3 separate regions of the Homo sapiens genome follow, and all the other regions are linked to region 1. A link is a contact called in ENCODE Hi-C or POLR2A ChIA-PET data. All regions are on one chromosome and are shown on one strand. The core of a region is the stretch at or near the end of the contact, and the rest is flanking DNA. Distances in the headings are between cores, read along the strand shown.

Region 1 (4,583 bases), core at 1,216-3,715:
AGCTTCTGTTCAGTGTTTTTCCCAAAATTATTGTTTCCTTCTGGTCTGGGACTCTAGAGCAAAGATTGAAAACTGTGGCCCAAAGTGTGAGCCAAATCCAGCCACCATGCGTTTTTTTTAAATCAAGTTTTCCTGGAAAACAGCCAAACCCATTTATTTGGTATTGCCTATGTCTGCTTCCATGCTGCAGTGGCAGAGTTGAGTAGTTACAACAGAGATTGCATGGCCAGCAACACCTAAAACATTTATTAGTTGGCCCTTTACAGAAAACGTTTGATGCTCTCTGCCTTGCAACATTGTGTACGTGGTGGTCAGTGTGCTTGGAATCATAGGTGCAATGTAGGATGCAGACTTAGAAAACAGTGCCCTTGCTCCCAAGGAATTATTTGCACTTTAGATGACAAGGCATGTTTGAGACATGTGAAAGGAACAATAACAAGTTATGTAAGAGAGGAGACAGGTTCTGGACTGCAGGCTATATTTTCAGACCAACCAGAATAGTTACGATAATATCATTAACATAAATAAAATACTAAGTATTTAGCTACGTAAAAGAAACGATTTATTTGCACTTTGGATTATACAGTTCTTCATTCATTGATTCAAAAATTATTGCCAGTCTGCTCATGTGCCAGGCATTGTTCTAGATGATAGGGCACTGCATCTCTAAATGCCAAATTTCGTATCCTTGCTGGTGGAAGGCAATGTCCTCTTGCTTTATGCCATGACACAAACTAAGCTCCTGCTTTAACTATAGACAGCTAAATCTTAAACGAACACTTTTCAGTCAGTTTAGTTTTCTCTTAAAGTACTTTAATTCCGTTAAAACCTGAGCCACCAGATTTCCTGTCTGCCTGTCTCTTCCTTGGCCTTAATCCAAAACTCTGCTGAGGAAGAAGATTCGTTGGTACACTGACAATTGTTTTATAATCCATTCATTTCATAACCCCTCATTTGCTACCCAAAAGTGGGGACCTAAATCTGTACAGATTTACGTGTTCAAAGGCCATGGCCTACCCAAATAGAGAATATCTCCTTTCTTGTGTTTCTCTCACAACTTTTGCTGAAGTCTCTCCATCTTTGTGAACATGAACTTCTCGATTTGTGAGGCTATCGCTGGTCAGTTGGGTCATTAATCCTACAGCAGGCAAGACACAGAATTTCCTCTCAGCTCAAGATCTCTTCACTCCCAACCCTCTTAGAACACACTTCGCAGCAATCCTTGGAATCTTTAAAGGTAGCCTTTTGTGACTTTAAAAAATACTTTTACTATCTCTCAAGGTTACATCCTTAACAGAAACAAAAAGATTCTAATCAGCGAGACATCAAGTCTCTTGCATTGCTTATTTGTCACCCAACTAAAACAATGTACTTTCTTGATTTGGTTTTATTGACTGGATGAATTATATATATACAAAGATTCAATTAGGGAAGCCTCTGAAGTAAGATGAAGAAAAAAGTATGAAACTCCAGAGAAAGCAGTTTGAGGCTTATCCTCAGGGGCTTCAAGGACTGGGAGAAGTCACTGTATTCTGGCATCTTGCTTCTGTCTCCACTTCCTCCCACAGTGTTTAATGCTGCTGTGAATTTGTTTCAAAGGAAGCCTATAGACTTTTTTTTTTTTTTTTAATTTTGTACATGAGCCTCAGGAGCAGCCTTGACAGCTAAAAGACCTCGTAAAAGAGAAGTGTGAAGGGATTGCATGAAAGTGCTGGGGGCAAGTCTCAGCCCTCGGCCTTTGTTGGAAGGTGTGGGGTGTGCAGACACATGTGCACCTTCGCACACATGCATCTGTGCATAAATATCTGTGTTTGCAGGAAAGAAAAGATAGGGTTGTGGGATGTCCCCAGAAGCCACAGGGATTCCAGTGTTTTAGTACCAGGTGAAAGAGCCGCTTCCTCCCACACTATCTCAGGGAGATGCCCTTCTGTAGACCTCTGTAGCCCAGTACCCTCAAGAGCTCCTGGAGACAGATGGCCCCGAACAGTCCTAGGGAAGCAGTGTGGGCCTGTGGCAAAAGCTTGGACTGCGAAGTCAGCATGATTGGAATCCGGTTCTTGACTCCCAAGCAGGTGCATAATGTCCCTGAGCCCTTCTTTCCTTATCTGTAATATTGAGAATAGTAATACCCATTTCTGGGCCCTTTTGACTGTTAATGAGACAACATGTGAATGCATGGCACAAGAAAGTTAATTGCTACGTGTCACTGTCCCCCCCTGCCTCACTGCTGAGCTGCCATCCTGCCCATCTGAGAGGGACTGTGTGGGAGCTGTGGGTACAGCCAGCACAACTGCCTGCAGAGCCACGCAGGGCACTGACAGGGAAGGCCTGTGTGGGGTGCCCTTCAAGGCCACCTCCGTTTTCTTATTTCCTTGGAGATTTACTTTTGTGCTCCTGCTTCCCCTCCCTGAAGCTTTGCCTGCTGTCCATATTTGGAGGGGATGAATAAGATGAGCACTGGGGAGGGGAGGAGCCATCACTCCAGCAGGAATATTCCCAGCGGCTGAGTCACTGCATTTGATTTTCAGTGTGAACAACTGAGAAATCAAAGAGCCCTAAAAGAGGAGGAAGTTTCAGGACAATGTTTTTAAAAGATAAAAAAACATCAACAGCATGGTGTCTGAGTGGAAAATAATAGAAGGGGCTTGAGGAGACTGGAAATTCCAGTTTGTGTAAGGGCGCACAGTGCTGTAATACAGAGTCCTACCTCCCTGCAGTCCCTGGATGTGAATTCCCAGGCTGCACCCACACCTGAGCAAAGCGGAGGCTGGGCCTTATTAGGTTCTGACTGCGGGCTGGATCTCAGCTGCAGGCTGTGAGTTTCGGATACCGGTGTTTCCAAGCCTTCTCCACACCTTATGTAATCACAGGTGAAAAGGTCCAGCCTCATTTGCAGCTGTGGTTCTTCTGCCCCAGGAAGCCAGGAAGCGTAGATTTTTGTATTATTTGCCTCCACTTCTCCCTCCCCCAGCGTGCCACCGTGCACATATGTTTTCTGTTTTCCTAAGCCACGGCAAAGCACAAGCAATTGCCCATTGTAAACACACCTCTGCGTATCAACACACACCTGGCTGCACTGGATTGACCAACTTTCTGCTTCTAGGTAATGGCTGATCTAGAATAGAGGAGGAGGAGGGGAAAAAAAAAAAAAACAAGCAGCAGATGGCCCCCTGAATGTTGTAAACCGTGTTTCTCTAAGCAGGGTTTCTCAACACTCTCGATATTTGGGCCAAATAATAATTTGTGGGGTTGCTTACTATATTGTAAGAGATTCAGCAGCATCCCTGGCCTCTACCCACTAGATGCTAGGAGCACCCTGCACCCCAGTGTGACAACCAGAAATGCCTCCAGATATTGCCACATGCCCCCAGTTCAGAACCATATTTGTAAAGCTTAGTAGCAACTTTTTTTTTCATATGCTACTTTGCGTGTTTTGTTGCTGAACTGGAAATAAACGTTAATTTTTAGGTAATAAATTTCAAAAAATGTAACAGGGACACTCAGCCTCTCTTCTGGTAATTATGCCCATGACACTGTCATTTGCAGGCCTTCTTTAAAATTCCACTTGGGCAGTTAAAAGAACATAAAATGACTTTCTTAGAAGCTTTCCTGAAATTTAAATTAACCACAATCATTAAACATTCCCTATGTCAATAATTTGACTTTCCTACTCAAAGTTTTTTAAGGCATCAGTTTTGTCTAGCGTGGTTTTTTTCTTTAGAAACCATGTTGGTTATGTGTGAATTGCCCATCTTTTTACAATCTCTGCTCAATAAGTTTATACAATGAGTCTCTGGTAAGAGACAGACGTGGGAGTGAAAATATTTCTCCTTAACCACAGGAAGGGATTTTTTACAATGCCTTTAGCTGCGGATACCGAGGGTACCTCACCCAGCAGGAAGGAGAGGGAACTATACTTGGGCTAAACACTTTCATAAACTACTTCTCATGGAAAAGAAAATCCAAATAGTGGAAATTTCTTTAAAATATCCATGTGCCTTGAGATAGAAGAAAGCCCTTTCGTTTAAGAAAAATGCACTTAAAATTAATGAATACCTTGTGATCCAAAAACATTTTATACATATACGTTCAGGTGTTTTGAAGTGGAGTGAACTTCTATTTATAGAGTGTGTTGCGCTTTATTATATAGTATTATGCATTTACATTGATGATCAAAGAACATTGTATCTGTGCAGGCATGGGTTCCGAAAAGGCTGAAAAATTCCAGGTGAGCCGTGGCAACAACCTCTAAAGGATCTAGGAACCTAAAGAGGATCTGCCTTTTATTTAATAGAAATCTTAGAAACAAAAATAACTGACATGGCTTGAATGTCAATTGTTTAAAAAAAAAAAAAAAAAAAGGAAAAAAAATCTATTGTGTGGTCAGGCAGTTATTTTTATCATCTAGGCATAATTTTTACCAAAGAAACAAAACAATCAATAATGTTATAAAAGCCACTTATACTCTGAGCTTGAAACAACTGCTTTATGCCACAAAATTCCTATTGCTGTCTCCGTTAGTGACTAATTCAATATGTCCTGAATGTCAACGTATTTTTATTACTCAGCTAAAGTTGGCTTTG
Region 2 (4,583 bases), core at 1,263-3,762, 170 kb before region 1:
AACATGCTAGCTCCGGGAAACAATTCAGGATGATTTGCCACTGAGTCAGGTTTGTTAATTTTTTCTACAATAGCCAAAGGCTCTCAAAAAATCAAGGTTTCCTGGTTTATAAATAATCTCTGGAGGGGTGTGTGTGTTTCAGGCATCTGACTCCTTTATTTATATTCTCTGCCCTGGCCTTCAGATGATTTTCGAGCGGCTTTCGATTAGATTATCTGCATTGGGATAATGGAGCAATTTTGCAGCAAACTGCTTTGGACTGTTCGACTCTTCTCGGCCTGAGTAGCCAAAAAATAATAATAACTTGATTTAGTCTGGTCTAGCCTGCTGTAGTCTGACTTAAGGATATAATATCCCAGACCTTAGACACTTGACTTAATACATTAACATATTAACAAAAGGGTAAAACAAAATACTAGAAGAAAACATAATAAAAACAGCACATTATTTTTCGGGCATTTGACTTGAACCACAGGGTGCCCTCATAATGAAAAGAATATTCCAAGGGAAAGATGAGAAGGCAATTGAGACAACCCTAAGCCCCTGTCTGCCCACTCAAACCCTCTGGCCACCACTGTACTCTCTCCACCATGAGAAAGCAGGCCAGGAGTCAGTTCAGCTGCCTGTGTTTAAGTGCTTTTAATATCCATGGAGGCACAGAGAAATGAAAGCAGGAGCCTTGAATCTAGATTTTTCCAGAATCCTTTTGAGAGACTTATTGTAGCGGCAGGAGCTCCATTTTGGGGGGGTCACCCCCTGAACTTTGATGGTTTTCAAATCTTTGGAGGGCCTTGGTCTTAGTGGCTCAGAGGTCCCCTGCCAGGACTTCTTTAGGATGGGGATGATAGGAAGCGAACGTTCCTTCTGTTGAGGTGCATCAGCCTTGCATCTGAGTTCTTGATGTCCTCAGGCCTGGCTTCCCAGTTGGTTAAAGGAATGAAAATAACAACGCCTTTCATTTGCAGTGCAGCTTTAAAAATATTTGCTTTTGCTATCTCATTTTATCCTGATAATAACCGTGTGAGAAAAGCAGGATGGCAGTCTTACTGTCCTTGTACACATGGAGAAATAGATGCACAGAGGTTAAGTTGCCCAGTTTAGTAAAGGGCAGAGCAGGGACTAGACTCCATTTCTCTTCGCTGGAAGAGCCCAGCACTATCACATTGCAAGATTGTTTCTTGTAAAACAGTCCTGCATAAAAATAAAAAAGAGTAGAGAGCATGATGTGAATTTCAGCTTTTAGAGGCTGCTGTCTGTTTTTCATAGGTTAAATAGTGAATCAGTGTGCTCCGAGCTTCCATGAGGGGCAGCCCTCCTTACCTGGCAGGTTACTGAGTTTTCTAATGACTTCAGTTTTAGGTGCTAGGAGATAGTAGGGCCACCTGCACTGTTTTGTGAGCAGGACAGATAAGAGGCAAGTGGAGAGGGTGGGAGAGCACTGGCTTGCATCATACACCCCAGCTGCCCTTGCAGGGCCCGACTGTTACAAGCCAGGTATTTCTAGGACGATTGCATTCCTAGCCATATCTGTTTTCTTTCAGATGGGGCGTACAATTTACCTTTTGAGTTCTGTAAATGGAATCGAGGTGAAATCTTTACTCTGGTGCACATATGACCTGCAGGTTGATGCTGCTTGTTTGGAAAGCCCTCTACTTCACAGCGAACAGTTTGTACTGTCAGGTAGACCTCTCTGCCAGGGGACCAACTCCTGTGTATTTGAAAAGGAAGACAAACCTGTATTTTGTAGAAAGGGTCTATTGTTCCCAGGGGGTGGTTGTGGCCAACTTCTTGGACTCCTTTGGCTGACTCTGAAGAAGGAATTGAAGTCAGAATGCTAATCACTGACTTGCACAGGCCTCAACAATCAAACCTCAGGGAACTCAGAAGAAAGTAAACAAGAGCGCTCAATTGCAGAGTCTTGAAGAAGAGCAGCTGTGTAAAGGAGGCTAGACGTGAAAAAAACGTGTTGGAGAGGAAAAAAAATCACATTCCCTGCTTCTCAAATGGGAAGTCTTAAAAATAATAAAGAATCCTGAGCAGCGGGCTCATTTCCCATGAGCAGGCTTGCTGTGGCAGGCAGGCTCACCTGCTAGAGGTGGTCTCCTGGCTTAGAATGGGAGCACACCTGTGGGAATCGCAGCGCTTCTCTACCTGAGCTGGATGTAGATTGTTTGAAAATCCTAGTTGTGCACTGCGTTTCCATCGATCCCTTTCATGCTCCCACTTGTTCCTTTAGTTCCAAATAGCAGGCTGGTGTTGAGAATTCTGTCATCATGGGGCGTTTTTTTCTAAATGTGAGAAATGTCGGAAGCATGGGTGTTCTCAGATTGCTTTAGCCACTGATGATTTTCCTTTTAGTGTATGGAAAGAATGATTTTCTTCTCAATTTCTCCCCTCTAACCTCCTGCATGTAGATTTATGGATTCTAATCGGGACCTTTCTTTGATTCAGTGCCAGGTACACAGGCCCCGAGTCGTATGTGGCAAGTGGCCAAGGGGATCGGTCCTGGAGAACGTCATGGCACACAGGCATTGGCCATGGAGTGGTGATCCCTGGCTCTGGTTCTTCTCCGTCCAGTGACCTGGCATGTCACCTCACAGGGCCATATTTACCTGTTAACTGAGAAACTGAACTAGAACATGGTTATGATAATTTTAATCTCAACTTTGTCTCCTCCTATCTTATGGCAGTAAAGTGACCTTTTAGCAGGATCAATTTATAAGCCGTTTGAAGTCTATCTTTTCTTCCCTTAGCAGTTGTATTTGTGATTTTCTCAGCCTGATTTTAAGTTATTCTGTTATAATTTTGAATGTTCTGTTATGCTTCCCTCTGTGGTGAGCATACGTCGAAAGCTGTACATTTCCTTCAGGGTAACCTTTGTTTCCAACAGGAGAGAGTTCTCACTACCACATCCAGCCTTGATCTCTTTAACCTAAATTGGAATAAGCCAGACAGAGCTGGGGTTCATGGGACAGATGGGAGCATCTCAAGTTTAGGGTTGGGGAGTCTCAGTGAAAAAAAAAAAAAAAAGAACAAGAATGTAGACTTGGAATTTGAGAACAGATAAAGCAGTCCTCACTTGTGCTCTGCAAGGGAGTGCTGTTGTCTTCTAAGGTATTGAACAGACTGGGTGGGAAGCTGCTGAAAGACTGGAAATTTGGGGACTTAGCAAGAAGTATAATGGTGCTGTAACTGCGTTTTCTTAAGGAAACTTGGAGCTGAGGTGCCACCTCCCTGGGAGGGACTTTTCCACTGGTTTCTTGCAGTCTGGACATCACAGACGGCCCAGACTCCCCCCTGTCTTGTGTACATTCCCTTCTACAAGCCTTGCTGTGTTATCACAGGTACCACTTGTAGGCCAGTATCATGGGGGATGGACATTGTTTCATTCTAGGCACATTCAGGAATCGTATATGTACCCTGCCTCGCTTCTGACCTCTCAAGTCAACTTTTGGAGCTGTTAGTGACTTCCAGAAAGCTGACACCCAGTGCCACTCAACCAACCCTGCTTTTCTGCTGGTTTATTTTTGTTATTCCTACCCCGACTCATCTTGCTTTTCAGCCATCAATGAGAATTTATTGAGTTACTCAGACACTCACTCAGACCCTGTGGGAGAGTAGAAAGATGTGTAAGAAACTGTCCCAGAATTTTGAGGGACTTAAAATCCATTCGAAAAGGCAAGGTCTAAGCACATGAAAAGTTACCTAGCAATATCAGCTCATGAATGGAGAGACAGTTGATCAGAGAAAGAGAAATGTCTGTTCAGGAGTGGTCAGGGGAGGCTGCATTGAGGTGATGCACACGTGTGGCCTGAAAGCTTGATTCGTTCCCCACCCCCCATTGTATTCTATATGTAATATTTGATATATAACCAAGAAGCTATGTGAGTTACAAAGCATGATGATACAGTGAACACCTATGAACTCACCACCCAACATAAGAACCAAAATGACTGATATTGATACCCTACCTATATACCTCTACCTTCTTCCTCATTCTACCCCTGCCCTCTTATCCCAGTTAGCCACTGTCTTAAATTTTACAGATTTTATTCCGTTCCTTTTTTTCTTTTTTGAAAGCGTTTGATCTTTTCTTCTCTCCTCCTCTCCTCTCCTCTCCTCTCTTCTTCTTTTCTTTCTTTTCGAGATGAGGTCTCGCTATGTTGTGCAGGCTGGTCTGGAACTCCTGAGCTCAAATGATCCTCCCACCTTAACCTCCCAATAGCTGAGAATATAGGCCTGTACCACTGCACCTGGCTAGATCTCATGTTTTCTTTGGAAATCTAGTAATTGTGATATAGGATCTCTGAATGCAGAACACCTAGGGCACAAGTGATGCTTAATTTTATGTGTCAACTTAGATGGGCCACAGTGCTCATATGTATGATCAGATATTCTTCTGGATGTTTCTGTGAAGGTATTTATGGATGAGACTAATATTTAAATTGGTGGACTTTGAGTAAAGCACATGGCCCTCCGTAATGCGGGTAGGCCTCACCCAATCAGTTGAAGGCCTGAATAGAACCGAAGAGGGAATGCCACAGCAGATGGCCTTCAGACTTACACTGCACCACCGGCTCTTC
Region 3 (4,583 bases), core at 831-3,330, 160 kb after region 1:
AGGGCACTTACCAAAATGGCTGTTGCAGAACTCGAAGTTACTCTCGGTGAGTCAGTGAGTGAGTGGTGAGTGAATGTGAAGGACTGGGATATTATTGTCCACTACTGTAGACTTTATAAACACAGTACACTTAGGCTACACTGTTTATTTTTAAAATAAAGTAATTGAGCTACAACATGACAATGGCTACAGCGTCACTAGGTGATAGGAATTTTTCAGCCCCATTATAATCTTATGGGACCACCTTCATACATACAGTCGGTTTTTGACTGAAACATCATTACATTCAGCACGTGAATGTAATTGCGATGAAGTGAAAGATAAAGGTTATAGTTCTAGTGTATCCACAGTGCTTTAGGAGATGAACTGTTAGGGAAAGCCAGAAAAATCTCCACCACGGAAAAAATATTTGGCCTGCGTCTTGAAGGATAAATAGGAAGTCAGTACTCAGACAGGTGCCAGTGTTTTTCAGCCTGAGGCAGGGAGGTATGAGAGACAGCTGGAAGGGTTTGAGAATGGGTGGTGAGAACTTACACTTACTGGGGACTGGATATAAGAATGCAGTAAGACGTGGACCTAGCACCGTGATTTTTCGACCTGGGCTACACATCAGAAACACCTAGCGAGCTTTTAAATCTTCCAGGGCCCAAACCACATTGTGAACCAATTAAATCAGGACGTCTGGGGCTAGAAGCCAGTCATCAGTATCTTTTTTTAAGCTCCCAAAGTGATTCCAATGTGCTGCCAAGTCTCAGAACCACTAGTCTAGAAAGGAGGGATAAGGATTTTCAGCAGCCCCCACAGAACCGGCCCTCCTGGTGACCCTGCAATCCTGGCACACACACCCCACCCCGCCTGGGAGAAAGACCGGCCACACCACAGTCATCGGCTGTTTCCTGCTGCTCCTTTCCTCCCACCAGCATTTTACTCTGAAATAGTGGTTCTCAAAGTGTGGTCTCCAGACTGTAGCATCAGCCTCAGGGGGAAATTCTTAAAAATGCAAATTTCCCAGCCGCACCCTGGACGCATTCACCCAAAAACTCTGGGAGTGGAGCCCAGCAACTGAGCCATGCTAAGGTTGGTGAGCCGCTGCTCTGGAACATTGATCCCTCCCAAACTGCAGCAAAGCAAGCACCTGGGTGTAGCTCTGGCTGTGTAGGTGCTACTACAATCTGCTGGAGTCACTGCTTGTCGGCAGAGATGCCGTGGGAGCTGGCCTGGGTGCCTCCACGTTGGCCGTCACCACCAGGCAGTGGCCTTTGGCCTGGAATCGAAGGTACCAGAGGGCTGATAGCTCAGTTTTTTTATGGCACCAAGAAAAGACTTTCAGATTGGAGGTATGGGATTTTCTTTATTTTTTAATCCTCTTTTAATATAAAGTGGCCCCTTAGCAAACTTTCAAGATATTTCACATCAGAACTGGCCGGGAAATCCGGCATGTGGACAGACACGGATATGCCGTGTGCATTTTTCCGTTGGAGGAAGAGGGTAGGCTTGGGTGCTGGAGGGTGTTGCCTGGGGGCGGAGCGAGAAGGAAGAAAGGGCGCTGCTGGTTCACACCTCACCCATGCCCTCCTCTCAGGCCCCAATCAGGATGGAATTAAAAGACCCTGGGAGGAAAATAAGGAAAGCAACAAAGGAAATGAGTTCCCCATACAGAAAGGGAAATTGCCTTTCCCGTTAAGGTCAGACTGGTCCGAAGTAAAGGACTGGTGCGCCTTAGCAACCGCCTCTGCTGAAGCCCTAACGCTGGAGCTCTTTCGCCCTCGCAGAATAACCGGGACTTTCTTGCAGCCGGAACCAGCCACGTCCTGATTCCACACTCCCTTGAGGAGCCAGCCAGCTCCACATTTACTCAAAGAATCCGAAGGGCACCAAGTGGATGCTCTGCCACACGATTGAAGAGGGCAAGCTGTCTGGGGGGTTTTCCACCTCTTTTCAACTCAACTATTCTGAGCTGAAGTACTGGACCCGTTTTGTTTTTCCTGTTTTTTCCTGCTTCGGTAAATCTGGAAAAATCCTGCAGGTCTGAAAAACTGTTGGACTTGACAGCGTGTGTGTAGCGCCACCTGGTGACCACAGCTTATCAAAACAGCTTCCTTCTGGGGCTCTTGTGGATGTACATCAAAGGCTCCAGCTTCCAGACAGGTACACATCCTGTTCTCACGCCCGGCCCACTTTCCCGTGGGAATGTCAGCCACTCTGATTTGCCTTGGCTGAAAACCTCCTGTCTTTGCATGGAAAAAAACACAAATAATATGAACAAGCAACAGAGTTTTCTTTCTCTCTTAAGTAACCAAGCATTTAAAATCTTCTAAAGCACACATTTCCCTAATTGAGAAAGGAAGCAGAAGAAAAATTTCTGGCTGAAATTATAAATCATAATAAATGGTCGGAAATACCTTCTCCCTTAGATTCCTGGGGTCCTAGTGTAGAGGAGACTTCAGTTGCCCTTGACACTACAACATCCTGACTAAAAGCCTGTTTCCAAGGTGATATTTGATAGACATGAAGGACCCAGGTGGAAAAGAAGGTAGTCTGGACGGCACGGCAAGGAGTGGAACACGCAGGCTATGAGGTGTCAGCAGAAATCAGTTCTGGTCCTGGCACTGCTACCAACTTGCTGTGTGACCTTGGGAAGTTACTTAAGCTTTGTGGATCTCAATGCCCCAGACTCGTTAACTTCTTTACTATTTTTTCCCATAAATTCAGTGTTTCTGAAAGATGTTGCCCACCAGAATGCATCTCTAAAATAGGAGCTTAATAAGCTTTCTGTCTTGAGGGATCAGACGTATAAATGTCAGGCAGGCCTTCTGATGATCATGATGCAACCAGAGTTACCACAGTGAGTCCATATCACAGACAAAGGCGAAGACACTTGATCCCTTCTTAACCTGGTCTCCCACCCATGAATGATTTTTGTTAGGATTTCAGCATGTTGAAACTAACCCACAGACCCTAGTTACAACTTTCTCAGGGCCTGAGAGCTGGGGAATCCCAGTTTGGGAACCAAAAAACTAGAAAATCTTGAGGGCAACTCTGGCTGTCATGAACTAAAACAGAGCAAAGATGGAAGCCTGTGGTATGTGCGTGCAGGTAGAATCTCGATTTGAGAAATGGCGTTACAAGGAATTAACACTTCAGAAATGCCAGCTCTGTGCCAGGATTTTTTTATTTTATTATGTATATTTGTCATGGACAACATGTTTTGGAATATGTATACATTGTGGAATGGTTAAATAAAGCTAATTACATATGCATGTGCTCACAAAGTTATCATTTTAGGGGTGACTTAAAATCTCTCAGTGATTTTCAAAAATATATGTTATTAATCATAGTTGCAATGTTGTACAATAGATCTCTTGAACATATATTCCTCTTGTCTAACTGAAATTTTATGTTCTTTGACCATCTCCCCAACTGCCCCCCAACAAGCCTGAAAGCCCTGGTAACCCCTATTCTACTCTCTACTTCTTTGAGTTCAACTTTTTAAGAGTCCACATATGAGATCATGCAGTATTTGTCTTTCTGTGCCTGACTTATTTCACTTAGCACAATGTCCTTTGGGTTCATCTATGTCACAAGCAACAGGATGTCCTCCTTTTTAAAAGACTGAATAGTATTCCATGGTGTGTTTTCTTTATCCAACCCCATTTTCTTTATCCATCCATCCGTTGATGAACACTTAAACACTTAGTTGGTTTCAAATCTTGGCTATTGTGAATAGTGCTGCAATGAACATGGCAGTACAGATACCTCTTCAACATACCAATTTTATTTCCTTTGGATATATATACCCAGGAGTGGGATTGCTAGATCATATGGTAGTACTATTTTTAATTTTTTAAGGAACCTCCATACTGTTTTCTGCAATGGCTGTGTTAATTTACATTCCCACCAGCAGTGCACAAGGCTTCCCTGCTCTCCACAACCTCGCTAGCATTTGTTATCTTTCATCTTTTTGATAACAGCATTCCAACAGGTATGAGGTGATATCTCATTGTGGTTTTAACATGTATTTCTCTGATAATTAGTGCAGAAGTTTTAGATACAGAATCACAGTTAGTCCTGACAATAATCTCTAAAATACCCATGCAGATGGGGAAAGAGCTGCAGAGAAGTTAAAGAAATTGTCTGCACCTTACAGCTGAGACCAGAACCAGGTCTGTATAATTTCAGAGCACATAATCTTTCAAAGTAACCTAACAAAATCACAGCAACTTTTAGGTTCACAGAGAACAGGCCAAAAAAACAAACAAACAAAAAGAAAGAAATTATAGTAATTTCCAGGTATGAACCAGTAATCCAAACTAAACATATTTTGTTGAATGAATATCCTGGATTCTACTATGTTTCTCCAAGTCCCCACTGTCTTAAAACATAGCATTTGGGGTTCAGTAGTTACTGATAAACCTTTTGCATATCTATGCACTGTTAGTTCTTTACCCTACACATTATTTTATTGTAGTAAAGCCAATTTTCTGACATTTATCTGAAAGCAAACTGTGAAGTACTTCCATTCTACTTCCTGGTGATTTTTAGTGACCTGGTGCCATTTGAACGTATGTGTCCTCCAAAATTCG

What was found. Hi-C counts contacts between places; a loop is a spot of excess contacts on that map. ChIA-PET counts read pairs that join two places held with the same protein, here RNA polymerase II (POLR2A). Pooled maps may share reads with other maps.
Region 2: a loop to region 1 is called in a map of sigmoid colon, with 2.7 times the contacts of the local background. The contact joins two enhancer-like sites. A Hi-C loop is called at or near these places in 3 of 168 maps with a recorded cell type or tissue (A673, endothelial cell of umbilical vein and sigmoid colon) and 6 of 50 pooled maps. POLR2A ChIA-PET finds 5 or more read pairs at or near these places in 1 of 52 experiments (endothelial cell of umbilical vein).
Region 3: a map of mammary epithelial cell shows a loop between it and region 1 (3-fold over the local background). The contact joins two enhancer-like sites. A Hi-C loop is called at or near these places in 11 of 168 maps with a recorded cell type or tissue (CD4-positive, alpha-beta memory T cell, Caco-2, Calu3 and 8 more), 7 of 37 single-sample maps with no recorded cell type and 18 of 50 pooled maps. POLR2A ChIA-PET finds 5 or more read pairs at or near these places in 2 of 52 experiments (PC-3 and activated T-cell).

The regions. Positions count from the first base shown.
Region 1 is chr12:11,875,691-11,880,273 of GRCh38, forward strand. All of the region lies in intron 5 of ETV6 (ETS variant transcription factor 6), which reads left to right. Among named protein-coding and RNA genes, the nearest start is that of BCL2L14, 190 kb to the right of the region's middle. RefSeq lists an enhancer at 2,547-3,344. Within about 2 kb of position 2,466, at least 17 of the 41 ENCODE cell types and tissues checked have a DNase peak (open chromatin) inside an H3K27ac peak, as active enhancers do; they include endothelial cell of umbilical vein, where a contact is called at or near this core.
Region 2 is chr12:11,705,244-11,709,826 of GRCh38, forward strand. All of the region lies in intron 1 of ETV6 (ETS variant transcription factor 6), which reads left to right. Among named protein-coding and RNA genes, the nearest start is that of ETV6, 58 kb to the left of the region's middle. Within about 2 kb of position 2,513, at least 14 of the 41 ENCODE cell types and tissues checked have a DNase peak (open chromatin) inside an H3K27ac peak, as active enhancers do.
Region 3 is chr12:12,031,456-12,036,038 of GRCh38, forward strand. No RefSeq gene overlaps it. Among named protein-coding and RNA genes, the nearest start is that of BCL2L14, 37 kb to the right of the region's middle. RefSeq lists enhancers at 849-898, 1,349-1,448 and a silencer at 1,900-2,194. Within about 2 kb of position 2,081, at least 28 of the 41 ENCODE cell types and tissues checked have a DNase peak (open chromatin) inside an H3K27ac peak, as active enhancers do; they include endothelial cell of umbilical vein, where a contact is called at or near this core.